2 separate regions of the Homo sapiens genome follow, and region 1 is linked to region 2. Evidence: read pairs that join two places in POLR2A ChIA-PET (ENCODE). Cell type or tissue: MCF 10A. All regions are shown on one strand. Links, peaks and the distances in the headings refer to the core of each region. The heading gives the core; the rest is flanking DNA.

Region 1 (5,381 bases), core at 196-5,195, 55 kb after region 2:
ACAAAGGACAAATCGGTAGCAGAGCTAAAATTTTTGTTTAGGTCTTTTTTTTTGAGATAGGGTCTCACTCTGTTACCCATGCTAGGGAACAGCGGCGCCATCACAGCTCACTGCAATCTCCACCTCCCGGGGTCACGTGATCCTCTAACCTCAGCCTCCTGAGTAACTGGGACTACAGGCTAGTGTATCACAGGACCAGCTAATTTTTGGTAGAGACGGGGTTTCCCCATGTTGGCCAGGCTGGTCTTGAACTCCTGACCTCAAGTGATCTGCCTGCCTCATCCTCCCCAAAGCACTGGGATTACAGGTGTGAGCCACTGTGCCCAACCCAGCAGAGCTAAAATTTAAACCTGCTTCTCAGAGATAAATTAAGGAGCAAAGGAAGCCTTTGTTGGATAGCTTCCAGAGGTTGGGAATGTCCCTGGAAAGTGCTGAGATGGAGTCAATTCTGTTGACTGGGGACTCCTAGTAGATAAGCAAGAAATTAGTTGATAAGTTCTAGTGGTGGGGATGATGAAGACTGAGCACCCGAAGGGGAATGCTTGCAGAGTGATAAATAGTCCCTACACTGCCTTCTAGGGAGATCAAGTTTCCCCATGGGGCTTCTGTCTTAGGAGGTTCTATGAAAATGTAGTCAGAGCTGAATTGCCAGGAAAATGAAGAGACTGGGGGTTGCTACTTCATCTTTCCTTTTGGCCCTTCCTCATATAGCTCTCAACCTCTCCTCTTGATTAGTGGAGACCATATAATAATACAGCAATATTGGTTCCTATCTGCTGTGCATTTGCTATGAGCCAGACTCTTCTTATTTTTATTTATTGGTTTATTTATTTTTTGAGACAGGGTCTTGTTCTGTGGCCTAGGCTGGAGTGCAGTGGTACAATCACAGCTCACTGTAGCCTCAACTTCCCAGGCTCAAGCGATCCTCCCACCTCAGCCTCCCGAGTAGCTGGGACTATAGGCGCACATCACCATGCCCAGCTAATTTTTGTATTTTTTGTAGAGACGGGGTTTCACTGTGTTGCCCAGGCTGGTCTCAAACTCCTGGGCTGAAGCGATCCACCTACCTTGGGCTACCAAAGTGTTGGGATTACAGGCGTGAGCCACTGCACCCAGCTTAGCCAGATTCTTTTCATGTATCATATGGAATCCTCATGATTATATAAAGCAAGTCCTCCCATCATCCTCATTTTAAGGAAAAGGAGGCAAAGTGTGATTGTATTCATTGTCTGTGGCTGTGTCAGGAATTACCCCAAAACTACAAAGCTTAAAACAGCAATAAACATTTATTACCTCAGGTATTTTCTATAGGCAAGGAATTCAGGAGCTGATTAGTTGAGTGATTCTCACCAGAAACATCTCATAAGTTTCAAGATGTTGACCAGGGCTGCAGTCATCTGGAAGCTGGACTGGGGTTGGAGGATACAGTTTCAAGCGGGCCCGTGCACACGGCTGGCAAAGCAGTTGGCTGTTGGCAAGCAGTCTCAGTTACTTCTTGCTGTGTGTGTCCCTGCATTGGGCTGTGCTTATAACATAGCATATAACATTGAGTGTGCTTATAACATAGCAGCTAAGTTCCCTTAGGGCAAGTGATCCAAGAGAGCAAGATGGAAGCTGCAGTCTCTTTGTTTTTTTGTTTGGTTTTGTTTTTGAGACGGAGTCTCGCTCTGTTGCCCAGGCTGGAGTGCAATGGTGCGATCTTGGCTCACTACAATCTCTGCCTCCCAAGTTCAAGCAATTCTCCTGCCTCAGCCTCCTGAGTAGCTGGGGTTACAGGCACGTGCCACCACCCCCGGTTAATTTTTGTATTTTTAATAGAGACGGGGTTTCACCATGTTGGTCAGGGTGGTCTCGAACTCCTGACCTCGTGATCTGCCTGCCTTGGCCTCCCAAAGTGCTGGGATTGCAGGCATGAGCCACTGCGCCTGGCTGTTTTTATTTTTTGAGACAGGTTCTTGCTCTATTGCCCAGGCTGGAATGCAGTGGTGTCATCTCAGCTCACTGCAACCTTGACTTCCTGGGCTCAGGCGATTCTCTCACCTCAGCCTCCCAAGTAGGTTGAGACCACAGGTGCTAATTTTCTTTTCTCTTTTTAGTAGAGGTGAGGTCTCGTTTTATGGCTATGTTGCCTGGGCTGATCTCAATCTCCTGGACTCCAGTGATCCTCCCACCTTAGCCTCCCAAAGTGCTAGGATTACAGGCATGAGACACTGTGCCCAGCCTTGCATTGTCTTTTCTGACCTGGCCTCAGAAGTCACACCTGTTTCTGCAGTAGCCTGGTGGTTATGTAGGAAGAGAGAATCATTGAGGGCCATCTTGGAGGCCACTACCACGATGATAAGTAATTTGCCCAAGGTCACATACATGGGAAGCGTTAGAGGTGAGCTTTGAAGCCAGGAAGTTACTATGTCACAGTAAATATTAGTTTGAAGGAGTAGGGGCAGGCATGTACCCACAGGTCTCCTCTATCCTGGAGGCATTCATGCTTGAGATCCTGAGCTTCTCATTCCAATGGGCAGGTGAGTCAGACACTATCTGATGTGTCAGACAGACATTTTGTACAAGCAACATAATTTGACATTTTCTTTCTTTTTTTTTTTTGAGTAGGAGTCTCTCTCTGTCACGCAGGCTGGAGCGCAGTGGCGTGATCTTAGCTCACTGCAACCTCTGCCTCCCAGGTTCAAGCGATTCTCCTGCCTCAGCCTCCCGAGTAGCTGGGATTATAGGCATGTACCACCACGCTGGCTAATTTTTGTATTTTTAGTAGAGACAGGGTTTCACTATGTTGGCCAGCCTGGTCTCAAACTCCTGACCTCAAATGATCCACCCACCTTGGCCTCCCAAAGTGCTGGGATTATAGGCGTGAGCCACTGCGCCCAGCCAATTTGGGCATTTTTAAAAGACAGAAACAAACAAACAACAAAAAACAGCAAAAGATCGCACAGACTTGCACTTAATGGTAGACATGCTGAATTAAAGGGAACCTGACTGTGGCTCCAGCTTTGCCACTGACTTACTGAAGGACCTTAGGCAAGCTCCAGCCCCCTTTGGGGCCTTTGTTTTCCCATCTGTACAATGGAGCAGTTTGATTCCATGGACACTGAGGTCCTCTGGCTGGGTGATTCTGGGATTCTACGTAGAGAGCTGTTCACGGAGAAAGCCCAGGGAGTTCTTTCTCCACTTTCCCTGGCTTCATCTGTCCTTTGCTGAAGGGGAGCGGACCCCTCAGGTGCAAGGGGCACTCTTCTGGACCCAGGCCAGACCCAGCCAGGCTGTTCAGCCTTGTTTCACCCGAAGCTGGCTGGCACCATTGTTCCCCCATAAAGCTGGGCCCCTTTCCAGCTGCTACTGAACTCAGGGCAGGGGAGAGGCTCAAAGGACTCAGTTGTGTGGATTTCCTCCCTCCCCCAGGGCAGGCCTGGGTCACCCAACAGGCTGATTCAGCCCTTACAGAGGAACAAAAGAGATGAGATATGGTTTAGGGACAGAATTTGACATTTACCATTTTCCCTCATAAAACTTAAAAGTAATCATCTTGGGGAAATCCCCTTATGTTTATTTATTTTACAGTTCAGGGACATTTTAAAAAATTGGGGCAAGGGCATTGTTTCCAATTTCAGTGCTTAGGGACTCATATTTTAATGATTCTATGATGCACATTTGTTTACCTTTTAATATCTTTGAAATTGGAATGCATGTAACAGTTAATGACATAATAAGCTAATTGCAGCATTTAAAAAGTACATAGGCCGGGGGTGGTGGCTCATGCCTGTGCCACCAGCACTTTGGGAGGCCGAGGTGGGCAGATCACGAGGTCAGGAGTTTGAGACCTGCCTGGCCAACATGGTGAAACCCCGTCTCTACTAAAAATACAAAAATTAGCTGGGCATGGTAGCGCATGCCTGTAGTCCCAGCTACTCTACTCGGGAGGCTGAGGCAGGAGAATCACTTGAGCTCGGGAGGCAGAGGTTGCAGTGAGCCGAGATCGCGCCACCACTGCACTCCAGCCTGGCAACAGAGCAAGACTCTGTCTCAAAAAAAAAGAACATAAAATAGTGGTGTATATTACAATGATGGATCTTAAATTTGATGAACTAGGATAATTAGCTTCTGTTCTTGGATTCTAGGCCTACTGGATCTTGGACCCCCCTCAACCCCACAACCCAGTCTTTTCCACCACCCACAGGCTTGTCTTTATCCTAGCGTCATTGTCTTAACCCTCTGTCTCCAATATAATCCTTTGCACTTTTTTTTTTAACTCAAAAATCTTTTTACAGAAACTCTTAGAAGGGAGGAGAGGCCCACCCAGGAGCTGGGGGCACTGCTCAGCCACAGCCACGTTCCGTGTGGGCTGGGTATGGTGGCTGCTTCCCTGCAGAGGGCATGATTTCCTTATTACTTTTGACCTTTACACTTTTTTTTTAACAGCTTTTCCTCCGCATAAGACCCTGAAGGAATGGTGAGGGGAGACTCTCCCCAACTTCTGATCAAGACAGAGATTATTATTATTATTATTATTTTTGAGATAGAGTTTCACTCTTTTTGCCCAGGCTGGAGTGCAATGGTGCGATCTCGGCTCACTGAAACCTCTGCCTCCTGGGTTCAAGCGATTCTCCTGCCTCAGCCTCCTGAGTAGCTAGGATTACAGGCATGTGCCACCACCTCGGCTAATTTTGTATTGTTAGTAGAGACGGGGTTTCTCCATGTTGGTCAGGCTGGTCTTGAACTCCTGACCTCAGGTGATCCACCCACCTCGGCCTCCCAAAGTGCTGGGATTACAGGTGTGAGCCACCATGCCCAGCAAGACAGAGATTATTTAGTACCATTAGTACCATGAAAAGTCACAGAAGAATGAAAACAAATTTAATTCCAACATTGTAGCAGGCACTACTATTCATGTTTTATCATGTTTTATGTATGTTAACTCACTTAATCCTTACAACCATTTATCAAGTAACTACGAATGTGTCCCTATTTTACAGATGGGGAGCCTGAGGCACAGAAGTGCTACAGTCTGCTCAAGATCACATAGGTAGTTAGTGACCAGAGTCCAGGGGAAAAAAAGCAACATTTCTCTTTTGGCTTTTCTGCCAATTCTATTTTTTTTTTTTTTTTTTTAGACTGGGTCTTGCTCTGTCACCCATGCTGGAGTACAGTAGCACAATCTCAGCTCACTGAAGCCTCAACTTAACCAGGGCTCAAGCAATCCTCCCATCTCAGCCTCCCAAGCCTCCCAAGTAGCTGGGACTACAGGTGTGTGCCACACCTGGCTAATTTTGTTTATTTTTTTTGCAGAGACGAGGTTTCACTATGTTGCCCAGGGGGGTCTCAAACTCCTGGGTTCAAGCAATCCTCCTGCCTCAGTCTCCCAGAGTGCTAGG
Region 2 (5,381 bases), core at 100-5,099:
GTGATCCTCCCACCCTGACTTCCCAAAGTGCTGGATTACAGCGTGAGCCACCACACCTGACCAAATTACCCATTTAGAAGTCAATGCTTGTTAGTAATACAGGGGCCAAAAGAAGACTTCCCCTTTGCCCAGTGAAGGTTCGCTGAAAATCGTCTGACAAAACGCAGGCAGATAAATTGGAGAAAAGGCATACATAACTGTTAGCATGCATGAGTTGGGGTGGGGTGGATCACAAAATGATCACCCCATCACGCAATGGGGTACAGATGATTATAAACTGGAGGATATTACCTATCCAGATAGCTTTAAATAGCATCTATATAACATGTCCCAAGCAACTTTATTTACTTATTTATTTTTTGAGAAAGATTCTCACTCTGTCACCCAAGCTGGGGTGTTCTGGAGCGCCTCCCGGGCTGGGGGGGTCCTTCTGCTTCAGCCTCCTGAGTAGCTGGGACCACTGGTGCACACCACCACTCCCCAACCAGGAGGTCAAGTCTGCAGTGAGCTATGATCACACCACTGTACTCCAGCCTGGGCAACAGAGGAAGACCCTACCTCAAAAAAGAAGAAATAAGATACAATAAAAAATAAAATCAAACTAAATGTACTTGGCACTTACTGTTTGCCAGGCACTATGGAAGAAGTACACAAATACAATAAGGCAAACAAAATGCCTTGAAACTGTAAACGCTGTCTTGAGTTTTTATGCAAATTTAGGTTTCTGTTTAAAAGTTTAAATATAAAACAATTATGATGGCTTCTCAATTCTGCAAAAATGAAATAGAACAATAATTCCTACTGAGATGAACCCTATAAAATCCAACCTACTTCATTCTGTGCTTACATACAAAAATGCTCAAAGCTAAAATTTCGTCTCAACCATAAGGACTAGCTCATTTTCTTGGCATAATACATATATTTTTTTCCTTTACCTTGTTTATTTAAATTACACTATTTCAGATGTTTTATAACCAAAATCTGCTAAAAGAACCCTCTTATTTTAAATATGAAAGGTAAACATCATAAAGTCAATAGAAGTCATCCAGAATACATTCAGAAATGAGATGTAACCTAAAAGCCTTAACACCATATTGCACAAGATATTATTCTGATTCAAATGGCTTGTTATGGACAAGGGTCCTCAAAGACATCATTATCACATTATGTAGTTATTACTTCCTCCTCAATATCCAAAAGCCTGATTGCCATAGAACGACAATATTTAAAAAAGTAAATTAAGGGGCAGTGAGAAAAGTCCAATATCTGGCTGCTGATATTCTGCATGATAAAGGTACTCATCTCCATCAACAGTCGCTCATCTCCACTAATAATTTATTGCAAGAAAATGCCCTAATAGTACAGTATAAATTATTCTAAATATAAATTAACATTAATTACAAAGTTGCAAAAAATTTTAAATCTCTACAAAAATTAAGTATATTTTAAAAACTAAAATTAACTTCATGTAGAAAAGATTAATGAAAGCACAGACTGCAAACATTTTTAAGAACAATGACTCTCCAGATAATTACAGAGAATCATTATGGTAGAATTGTGAGGTGCTCTGCCAAAAACATCCTAGTAATTTCAATAATTTATGTACATATACATACTAGTTTTACATAACTAAAATTCACCAAGCATTTTAAATTCTTGAAAAGAATAAAAATCACTATTTGTATAATATCAAAAAAATTAGAAATAATGTATATTATCAATTGGCATATTCATATATTAAATCACATATTCATACCACAGAACAGATTACTATGCAGGTATCAAAATAAGTAACTTATTAATGACTGAAATTGAGAGATCCCAAGAACATCTTTAAAGCTGCAGAACAACATGCATGAGTTGGGGTGGGGTAGATCACAAAATGATCACCCCATCAGTATGTACAGTATGATATTATTTTTGCAAACTAAAACACTATATATTCCTATGGGTACAAATACTTGTAAATAAACGCAGAAAAAGTATACATTCCATTCAGGAGGAGGGCACCTGTGTACTCAAGTACGTGGTCATAGGGAACTGTAGTTTTGTATGTATTGTTTGAAGTTCTAAAAATAGGACATGTATCACTGTTGACTTGTACAATTTTAAAAACAGCATAAAACAGAGTAGAAAAAAATAGATAATCCACACTTCAAGTCCCATCCTCTCCCCTGAGCGCCAGATTCTTAGTTCTATTATTTACAACTGCATACATGGTTAAAATGATTAAATCTAGGCCGGGCGTGGTGACTCACTCCTGTAATCCCAGCACTCTGGGAGGCCAAGACGGGTGAATCACCTGAGGTCAGGAGTTCAACACCAGCCTGGCCAACACGTTGAAACCCCGTCTGTATTAAAAATACAAAAAATTAGCTGGGCGTGGTGGTGGATGCTTGTAATTCCAGCTACTCGGAAGTCTGAGGCAGGAGAATCGCTTGAACCCGGGAGGCAGTAAGCCAAGATTGCGCCATTGCACTCCAGCCTGGGCAACAGGAGCAAAACTCCATCTCAAAAAAGAAAAAAAAAAGATTAAATCTAGGCTGGGCACAGTGGCTCAAGCCTGTAATCCCAGCACTTTGGGAGGCTAAGGTAGGTGGATCACCTGAGGTCAGGAGTTCGAGACCAGCCTGGCCAACATAGTGAAACCTCGTCTCTACTAAAAATACAAACATTAGCCAGGTATGGTGGTACACGCTTGTAATCCCAGCTACTTGGGAGGCTGAGGCGGGAGGATCGTTGAACCTGGAAGGCTGAGATTGCAGTGAACCAACATCGTGCCATTGCACTCCAGCCTGGGCAATAGAGCTAGACTTCATCTCAAAAAAAAAAAAAAAAAAAAAAAAAGATTATTCTTGTCAATTCTATACCATGTATTACAGAAGACATTATAGCATGGTAATTATGTATGCCAACTGTGAAGTCAGACAGATCTAGATCAACATTCCTGAACTGTTACTCTGTGAACTTGAGCAAATTACTGAATTTCTCTAAGCCACACTTTCTTCATCCATAAATGTAGATAATCTATAATTTATAGTTTCATTTTAAAGACTGACAGAGTATCTGCAGAATTAAAGACAGTTGTAGGAAAACTGCCTGTTGCATGCAAGAGTGATGCCATCTTGAAGTGAAACCATCATGCTAACCAATTTTTTTCTTTTTTTTTTTGAGACAGAGTCTCACTCTGTTGCCCTGGCTGAGTGCAGTGGCACAGTCTTAGCTCACTGCAACCTCCACTTCCCAGGTTCAAGCGACTCTCCTGCCTTAGCCTCCCCAGTAGCTGGGACTACAGGCACCCACAACCACACCTAGCTAATTTTTGTATTTTTAGTAGAGATGGGGTTTCATCATGCTGGCCAGGCTGGTCTCAAACTCCTGACCTCAAATGATCCACCCACCTTGGCCTCCCAAAGTGCCTGGCCCTGACCAATGTTTGATTCCTGCATACCAAGGTGTTCTTCAGCAGAGTCTTTAAACAATGCCTGTAACATAGATAACCCCTTAAAAAGATGCTTATCTAACCTCCCCAGTGGTCATGACTTTGAGTAATAAAGTCTGAAACATGACCACCTGCACATTACCCTAAAGGGATAATGTCCCTAATGGACACTTTCTAGTGGTTGTAGGGATCTACTATCTCATGGCCAACCAAGACATCACTTCTGTTCCTAAGTTTCTACTGAATATGTTTTTCTAAGAAACTGGATTTCTTAGTCTCTTTCCCATTTTCTTACAGTTAATCTTTTTCACCCTCAAGTGTTTCTCTTTTGTAGCATCTAGTCTGCAGTTCCTTTCCCAGGAAGTCAAAATTAGTGACTAAAATCTGCATATTCTTACTGCATTGTTACTCACACAGAGAGCATGGCATCAATTTTTATAATTCTAATTACAGTTGGCTCTTGTCCAACAACTGGTTTGAACTGCACAGATCCACTTATATGCAGCCTTTTTTCAACCACACACAGATTGAGGCCAGGAGCAGTGGCTCACGTCCGTAATCCCAGTACTTTGGAAGGCTGAGCAGGGAGGGTTGCTTGAGCCCAGAAGGTTGAAAGCAGTGTGGGCAACATAGTGAGACTTCATTTCTATTTAATTAAAATTTTTTAAAAAATAATAAAAAATAAAAATAAAAAACACCAATTGAAAATACAGTACTCATGGGATGTGAAACCCAAGTCTATGGGAAGGACTTTTCACATACGCAGGTTCCACAGGGCGTACTTCAGAGCATGCACTGACGTGGTTATATGTGGTGGTCCTAGAAGCAATCCCCACATATACCAAGGGATGATTGTATTTATATTATGGGTCTCTCTTAGATTTTCATTTTAAGTTCTAGGACAGCAAAAGTGCTCTTATCTTCATCTCTTGTTTTCTGTTATAAGGGGACTAAAGTGAAACTTTATGCATTGTGTTTTCACTTGTTGCCTTTGTGTTATCTTCATAGACCTAAGAACAAAAAAACATTCTTTGTAACTTCACATTCATAATTAGAGACTCTTTTGAATAGGCTATTAGTGCTCTCATTTGGAGGAGAAATGTTAGACAGTGGTGAGTGTTTTGGATTGTAATACATACTTTTAAGCCTTTGTATGTCTCAGTAAGAAAGATGTCCTAAATTCAAGTCCTTTTGAGGAGTTAGAGAAAACTTTGCCCTGAGTATCATAACTTTTTTGTTTATTGGTTGGACAGATATGTGAGAGCAAAATCCTGTCTCTACAGAAAATAAAAATAAATTAGCTGGATGTGGTGGTATGTGCCTGTTGTCCCAGTTAACGGGGAGGCTGAGGCACAAAGATCGCCAGAGACCAGCAGGTAGAGGCTGCAGTGAGCTGTGATAAGGCCACTGCAATCCATCTTGGGCGACAGAGCAAGACCTCATCTCAAAAAAAAAGAAAAGAAAGAAAAGAAAAGCAAGCAAACAAGATTTAAAAACAAACAAGCAAACAAACAAACTAAAAGCCTTCAGAAGACCAGCCTGGGCAATACAGTGAGACTCCCATCTCTACAAAAAATTTAAAAATTAGCCAGATGCAGTGGTGCATGCCTATAGTCCCAGCTACATGGGAGGCCAAACTGGGAGGACCGCTTGAACTCAGGAAGTTGAGGCAGCAGTGAACCGTGACTGCACCTCTGCATTCCAGCCTGGGCAACACAGTGAGACCGTGTCTCAAAAAAAAAAAAAAAGCCTTCACAAGTACAGCAGTATGCAATCTATAGCTTTACTTAGCACTGTAAACCATTGTGACTGGAACCAATGAAGATACAGTTTGAATCTAAATCATGGCTGGGTGCTGTGGCTCACGCCTGTAATCCCAGCACTTTGGGAGGCCGAGGCGGGTGGATCACAAGGTCAAGAGATTAAGACCATCCTGTCC

Evidence for each region. Peaks named below come from ENCODE experiments on the same cell type or tissue, not always from the same donor. Only the 100,000 strongest peaks of a DNase experiment are listed, where the experiment ranks them.
Region 1: POLR2A ChIA-PET joins it to region 2 with 11 read pairs; 9 of 35 experiments call an interaction of 5 or more read pairs at or near these places.

The regions. Positions count from the first base shown.
Region 1 is chr20:34,332,942-34,338,322 of GRCh38, reverse strand. No RefSeq gene overlaps it. Among named protein-coding and RNA genes, the nearest start is that of ITCH, 28 kb to the left of the region's middle. RefSeq lists an enhancer at 1-63. In MCF 10A, for the core only: no CTCF peak of the experiment used is centred there; a DNase peak (open chromatin) is centred at 2,492.
Region 2 is chr20:34,387,910-34,393,290 of GRCh38, reverse strand. The region is part of intron 2 of ITCH (itchy E3 ubiquitin protein ligase); the gene reads right to left. Among named protein-coding and RNA genes, the nearest start is that of ITCH, 27 kb to the right of the region's middle. In MCF 10A, for the core only: no CTCF peak of the experiment used is centred there; a DNase peak (open chromatin) is centred at 2,330.